Regions from separate parts of the Homo sapiens genome. Here region 2 is linked to region 1. Evidence: chromatin contacts called from ENCODE Hi-C data. All regions are on one chromosome and are shown on one strand. The core of a region is the stretch at or near the end of the contact, and the rest is flanking DNA. Distances in the headings are between cores, read along the strand shown.

Evidence for each region. Hi-C counts contacts between places; a loop is a spot of excess contacts on that map. Pooled maps may share reads with other maps.
Region 2: a loop to region 1 is called in a map with no recorded cell type, with 8 times the contacts of the local background. The contact joins two enhancer-like sites. A Hi-C loop is called at or near these places in 2 of 37 single-sample maps with no recorded cell type and 2 of 50 pooled maps.

Annotation. Positions count from the first base shown.
Region 1 is chr9:109,409,365-109,412,931 of GRCh38, forward strand. It overlaps PTPN3 (protein tyrosine phosphatase non-receptor type 3), which reads right to left. Exons shown (of 26, transcript NM_002829.4): 15 at 865-1,051; 16 at 635-712. Among named protein-coding and RNA genes, the nearest start is that of PTPN3, 87 kb to the right of the region's middle. RefSeq lists enhancers at 1,851-1,970, 2,491-2,590. Within about 2 kb of position 1,852, at least 2 of the 41 ENCODE cell types and tissues checked have a DNase peak (open chromatin) inside an H3K27ac peak, as active enhancers do.
Region 2 is chr9:115,196,270-115,199,939 of GRCh38, forward strand. All of the region lies in intron 1 of DELEC1 (deleted in esophageal cancer 1), which reads left to right. Among named protein-coding and RNA genes, the nearest start is that of DELEC1, 56 kb to the left of the region's middle. Within about 2 kb of position 1,947, at least 2 of the 41 ENCODE cell types and tissues checked have a DNase peak (open chromatin) inside an H3K27ac peak, as active enhancers do.

The sequences.
Region 1 (3,567 bases), core at 602-3,101:
TCATTTCTGGGAACCTCAGTATTCATTTGCAAAATGGGTTTAAAAATACTGACCTTACCACTTGTTATCAGAACTTAAGAAGGTGCTATGAATCTAGTGGATAGCCAATGCCAGGCACAGAGCAGGCACTTGGCCTTCGGCAGCTGTTAAGGCCACATTAAAAAAAACCTCTCAATTCTAGGCTGGGTGCGGTGGTTCACGCCTGTAATCCCGGCACTTTGGGAGGCCAAAGTGAGTAGATTGCCAGGTGTTTGAGACCAGCTTGGACAACATGGTGAAACCCCATCTCTACAAAAAATATGAAAAAAATTAGCTGGGTATGGTGGTGCATCCCTATAGTCCCAGCTGAGGTGGGAGGATCACCTGAGCCTGGGGAGGTCAGCGCTGCAGTGAGCTGCGATCGTGCCACTGCACTCTAGGTTTGGGCGATAAAGTGAGTTTTTAAAAAAAAACAAAAAAAACCCCAAATATCTCAAACCAAACAAAAACAAAAAAAACCCCCAACTCTCAATTCTGAGGGTTGAACCAACTTCCTTATGTAGCTCAGGAATGCAGCACATTTGTAATGCAAATTAAAAACTCATTGAAAGATTGCTTCCCAGCACAAAACTTCCTTTATAAATACACAACATACCTTAAGATTAAATCCAAATTTTCCATCTTCATCTGGTGTGATACGGATCAAGACTAAGTAGCTGTCACCATTATCATTCTGGAAAACGGTTTGAAAGTGGTCATTTGCATCACATCTCTCTCCAGCAGTTGGTGATAAGATATTTTCATTTAGTTAGAGCTACTCAGCTGCCCACAAGAGGCCGGGAAGCCCTGGGTGTGTGGATCACCCGGCTGCCTGCGCTCGCTCACCTTGTCACAGTAGTACTGGCTGGCGTCCTCGGTGGAGCCCCCTTTGGTCACCCTGTGGAAGTCATCTAAGAGCTGCTGATCAACGCCGTCAGGTGAGCAGGAGCCTGGAGCATTTGAAGATGGAGACACAGAACTGGATGACTTCTGGGTCAGGTAGCTTTGTGCCGGATTGTTCTCGGATAAACTCCTTCATCATGGGGAAGGAGGAGATATTAATAACTGGGTTAATATTTTATTAGAGCAAACACTACTGACTGTAGGGGCCTGGCAGCTGGGGGCTGTATGTTTCCCTGGAACCTCAGCTGCATAGGTTGTCAGCGGGATTTGAGTACACCCAGGGCCCACTGACCACCCCTGACCGCATCTGGCCTAGACACTGTCACATGGTTTTGGGGAAAAGGGATAGGAGGCAGGGTGGATCTGGAAACTGCTGAAAACTTTGCTCCCTTCCCCGCTGCTTTAGAAGGGTGACAGGGAAATGTGTCCAGCTCCTCTGGTGGTTTCATTACTGAACCAGGCTCTGCCAGGCAAGCTCATGCAGATGCACAGCCCATCCCTTCTGAAAGCTTTTTTCCTTCTGTCTCACTTCTGCGGATGGTTCTGCTTCATAGGACTCTTGCCTCCTCAAAGGAAACAGGACTGTTGTTGTTGTGCGTTCAGGAGAATTTATATTATTCCTAGTTGGCATGATTTGCCTGTGACATCCATGAACTGCCACGCTGAGATCTTGTTACATTTTCCTCTATCGAATATAGTTTCTTCTGTATCGTGGAGCTGCACTGTCTAGTATGGTAGCCACTAGTTATATGTGGCTACTTAAATTTAAATAAATTAAGACAAGAAACCAGCCATACTTCACATGCTCACTAGCCATATGCGGCCAGTGGCTCCCGTATGAGACAGTGCAGTCAGAGAACATTTCACCACGGCAGGAAGTCCTGCTGGACAGCGCTGTCTTAGAGAGTTACAGATGATGAAAACGGAACAGAACTTTGTGGTCATTTGTTCTAACTCCCAGTTCACAGATGAAGAAGCTGAGGTCAGGAGAGGCTGAGTAACTTGCCCAGGGTCACATGGCTTTCCCCCGGCTTAGCAGACAGAAACCTGACCGATGTGCGTCCTAAGCCTTTCTTCCCTCTCCAGACCATGCAGAGCCCACTTCCAAGACCCCTATTTCTAACCCCTCAGAGTCACAGGGATTAACCATCCCTGCTGTCACTGTACAGGACAGGACCCTTGAGTCTCTGCATCACCCACACCAGCCCCTTCCGGAGCCACAGGCCCAGCACAGACACCTTACAGAGCTGATGACTATGGGGCTCTCCTACATTCTAAGACTCTGCCCCACCCTAACCTCATCCAAAGTGAAGTGAGGGGAGAAGCGCAGAGACCAAGTCATTCAGTGAAACCCAGACAAAAGACAGCTGCTACTGCCTCTTTCTTGACCTTCATTTCAAGCCCTTATCCATGGATTTTTTATGAAATTGGTGCTTCTCTTTCTCCTAGTGAGTTTAAATGAGCCTAATTTAAATATAAAATCTGTATCATAGTCACACAGAATGATTCATAATCACAATCTATTTGAATAAAATATTCAGTGACAGACCAATGGAGAAACACAGCGATACAGTAGGACAAGAGTCTGGCCTTATGGTGTCCAAGTGGCTGGTTGGGGGTAGGGTGTTATGGATGGGAAGGCATTTCAGAGACAGAGTATTTTGGAATTGAAGTTGTATACAAGTTTTCAGATTGAAAAAGCATGACTTTCACTTACGTAAAAGGAAGCTTTACAAAATTCCCCCCAAATACGGCATCTTTGCTGGGTTTCACTGTTTACAAGAGCATCACCCAGTGGCAGAAAGGGCAACTGCTTGGCAGTTACAAAACAAGTTAAAATGGTATTTCCAGTTCTCGTTCTGTCTGTCTCTGTCTCTGTCTCTACCTCTGTCTCCCTCTCTCTCCCTCCCTGCACCCCCCCAATCCATTTTTTTTTCTTTTGAGGTAGGGTAAAGCTCTGTTGCCCAGGCTGGAGTGCCATTACATGACCACAGCTCACTGCAGCCTCGATTTCCTGACTCAAGAGATCTTCCTATCTTGGTCTCTTGAGTAGCTGGGACCACAGGCATTCGCCATGTCCAACTAATTTTAATTTTTTTTTTTTTTTGAGTCAAAGTCTCGCTCTGTTGCTAGGCTGGAATGCAGTGGTGCAATCTCGGCTCACTGCAACCTCCGCCTCCCGGGTTCAAATGATTCTCCAACCTCAGCCTCCTGAGTAACTGGGACTACAGGTGCCCGCCACCACACCCGGCTAATTTTTTATATTTTTAGTAGAGACAGGGTTTCACCATGTTGGCCAAGATAGTCTCGATCTCTTGACCTCGTGATCCACCTGCCTCGGCCTCCCAAAGTGCTGGGATTACAGGTGTGAGCCACCATGCCCAGCCTTTTAAAAATTTTTTGTAGACACAGGGTCTCACTATGCTGCCTAGGCTGGTCTAGAACTCATGGTCTCAAGCAATCCTCCTGCACTGGCCTCCCTAAGCGCTGGGATTACAGGTGTGAGCCACCATCCCCAGCCCTATTTTTCTTTTTTGATTTAAAACTCAATGGTCTGTCTAAACTAGCCCATGGTACTAAATGACAACAGTACTACTACTATTACTATTGCTGCTAGTACTAATACTATATTCCAAGTCATTTTAT
Region 2 (3,670 bases), core at 697-3,196, 5.8 Mb after region 1:
AGAAGACTCTGAGCCTAAGGCATCTCATGTCTTTGGAACAAAACTGGGACTTTATCCTTGAATTAAACAAAGTGACTGATACGCAATTGAGCAGGGAATAACTTTCTCACAGTGAAATTTGATGTTAAAATGCCCCCTCTCTCTACACCCCCAAACTGTCTTACAGTCTTCCAAAAAATGTTGGTGTTTTCTTTTCCCCCTTTTGGGAAAATTAGCTAAAGTTTATGTGTTTCTTCACATTCCAAAACATTCTAAGATAGCACATAATCTCTGTGTCAAGTAAGATTGCCTATAATAAAGTCCTGTAAAATAGCTCACCCCAGTTTTTTTGAAGTATTGCTACTAATATAACGCCTTGTGGTTATTTAAAGATGCACAGTTTCCAAAACCCTGCTCTGTTCACTGGGCTTTAGTAGCAACAAAGAGACTAGGTCTGCCTGAGGATTATCATCCTTAAATGTATAGATTAGGAAGTTGAAGCCTGGAGAAGTGAAATTAGATAAGATAATAAGATAATTCATCTAGTAATTAGTAGGGCTGGGGTTAGAACCTGGGTCCTCTGGGTCCTCCATCACTCTGTGTGGCCTGCACAGAATCCAGTCCATGGACTCTTCACATGTGAGGACTCTAGCTGCACATGTGGGGACTCCCAAGCAGGTATAGTATATCAGAGCTTGAAGGAAGGCTGGCATGGCAGGGTCTGGGGTGGTTTGGGGGCCTGATGCACGGTTATCAGAGGAGAATCTTTAAGGAATCTGAGAAGCTGAGAAGATAGCAATGTCAAGCTCGCCAAGCAGCTGCCATGGCAAATGAGATTACAGAAGCAGTCTTCCCTGCATCCCAGAGGCTGCCACAGCTGAGAGTTTAAATTTGCAGCTTCAGAAAGGAAAGCAGACACACAAATGTGCACACGAACACACACACACACACACACACACACACACTCACTCTCTCTCTCTCTCTAATGCCCATGTGATATCAAATGTAGCCTTGACAATGCTCCAGCCCCCACAGAGATGCTAGTCTCTCCCACTTCTCAGTCAACTCCCTGAACCCCATCTCCCTACATGGCTGTAGGATGTTTTTGAATTTCTACTAAAAAATATTTCTGAATCTTTGTGCATCTTGAATTTGTCCAGGACTAAAGAAAGAAAAGTATATTTTGATGTACAGGAATGCATGGAGCTTTGTGGTTCTCTACTCAAGTGGAGTAGTATTTTTATGTATATTGGGTGACAAAACATTCAGATTACATGGAAACCAAACATGTCAAAGCATTTTGGAGAAATAATTTGGTAGCTATTTCCAGATGCAAAAATACTTCTGTTTCTCAGTCAAGTTCTTTGTCCTATTTAAACACAGGCCACTAGAGCTAGTAATTGTCTTTTCTTAGGATATTTTAAAGGTCCTGGAACACAAGACTGGAACCCTGGAAGGATCAGATTGTCTCATTTTACCAGAAGAGAGACTGAGGCACAAGAGGAGACCAAGCATGGCTCCAGGGACGCTAGTGAGTCACCTGCAGATGAGATTATTCAACTGTATAAATGAAATCATGTTTCACCTGCAACGAAAGAAAGCACAAATCACCAGTTTTTACTTCTTTCTCTTCTTTTACTAGTTTTAAATGGCTAAATGGATCACCTCCCTTCCATTCCCCCACTCCATCTCCCTTAAATTTGGAAACCAATTACATTCCAGGGAGGTAGAGATCTGGTGATAAAGGACTCGTTTCAGGTTTCACACTTGAATACATTTTTACAGCTTGCTTATAAAATTCTGAAAGCTGGTCTCCTAGTAGAAGGGAAGATGCTGTCAAATGCTAAATGGTGCAGTTAGAGGGACATTCAGACCTCCTCTCTAGCCCTTCCTCTTTTTCTGGCACCCAAAGGCACGGGCCTTTCCTGTCAGCTGTGCAGGCTCCTCATTACTTTCTAGGATCAGCACATGGATCGGCTCTACGGGGTGTCAGACTCAGTGAGTCAGCAAAGCAAAGCAGCTGGGCTGAGACAGTGAGACAGTGGACAGTCACCCAGAACAGAGGCAGGGCTCATACACCAGCAGCCGGGGAGGAGAAGCTGTGCAGAATCCACATCAGAGACATAGACCCAGGGGCATCATTCTAATAGAGGGCTTCCACTTTTGATATTCTTCTTTGTTGTCTGGTATGATGCTTAATAAGTGGAAGGTTTAAAGGGAAGGTGTGGGGGTGAGTCTATTTATTCCTTGTAATATTTTTCCGCCAATTTGAAATAGACGAATTAGTTCAGACTATGACATTTTGGCTGATGCAACCTTATTTTATTACTTATTTTATTATAGATCAGAGTAAAGGGTTAAGTCATTTAATTCAGGTCAAATTCTAAAAGAAGGATATTACTCAACTCATAAACTATATAGTCTGCATCAAGAGAAATGGCTTTTATCAACAGCAATCAAACTCCCTTATCCAAAATAGTAAAATCTTGAGACTTCCAATTTTAATGTAATATTTTCCATTTTAAATATGGATAATTATTTGTGCTAAGTAGCTAAATATAACCAGAGACATTAATGGACAAATGATAACAACACAAATAATATATTTATAACAGTTAGCATTTTTAAGTACATCATTTACCATATTATAGCCACACTGCAGAGAAATTTATTTTTAATGGATGCTACCTTTGTAGCTCCCCTAATTCTGAAAAGATTTTGTTTAATCTTTTTAGCAACTCTAATTAATTATTATCATCTTCATATACATTTGTTAATTCAACAGATATTCAACAGATATAGCTATTATAGTATAAGAAATTAAAACAAAGTGATGCGAAAGACCAATCTCAGGGGAGTGGAGATCTTTGGTCAGGATATGAAGGGAAGGGCTCTCTTTCTAGATGATGGGTTTCCAGGTACAAAGAGATGTGAAGATGTGAAGATTGTTCCAGGGCAAGCTCCGAGGTGGGCAAAGTGACTGGTGATGGTGGGGAGAGGGACAGGAGGGAGGTTGATGAGGTTAGCAGGGGCTAGGTTATGTAAAGCCATGTGGGTTGCTGTGGGGAATTGAGATGAGAAAACAGAGACATTGAAAGGCATTAAGTCTCGTTTCCAAGGCCACACTGCTAACCGGGAGTGGTGGCAGGTGTCTGTAATCCCAGTTACTTGGGAGGCTGAGGCAGGAGAATTGCTTGAACCCAGGAGGTAGAGGTTGCAGTGAGCCGAGATCGCGCCACTACACTCCAGCCTGGGTGACAAGAGCAGAACTCTATCTCAAAACAAAACAAAACAAACAGAAAAGAACTGAAGCACAGCTAAGCCGGATAAGAATTTATCTCTATCTCTAAGTGTATCTCTCTGTCTTATGTGTATTTCCTGTATCTCAGTTTCTACATCTGTGTATTATCTATCTATCTATCTATCTATCTATCTATCTATCTATCTATCTATCATCTGTCTATCTTTCTATCTCTCTATTATCTATCAGCTACTATGTGCCAGGAATTGTAGGCTGAGGAGATGTGACAATAAACACAATTGCCAGAGTTCCTACTCTCATGGATTTTTAATAAGTGCAATAAAGCAAACTAAAATAGGGAAAAGGGATGTAAAGCAAACTAAAATAGGGAAAAGGGATGTAGAGTAAAAGGGTGCTTTTGTGGATAAGATGCTTTAAACAGAGAATATC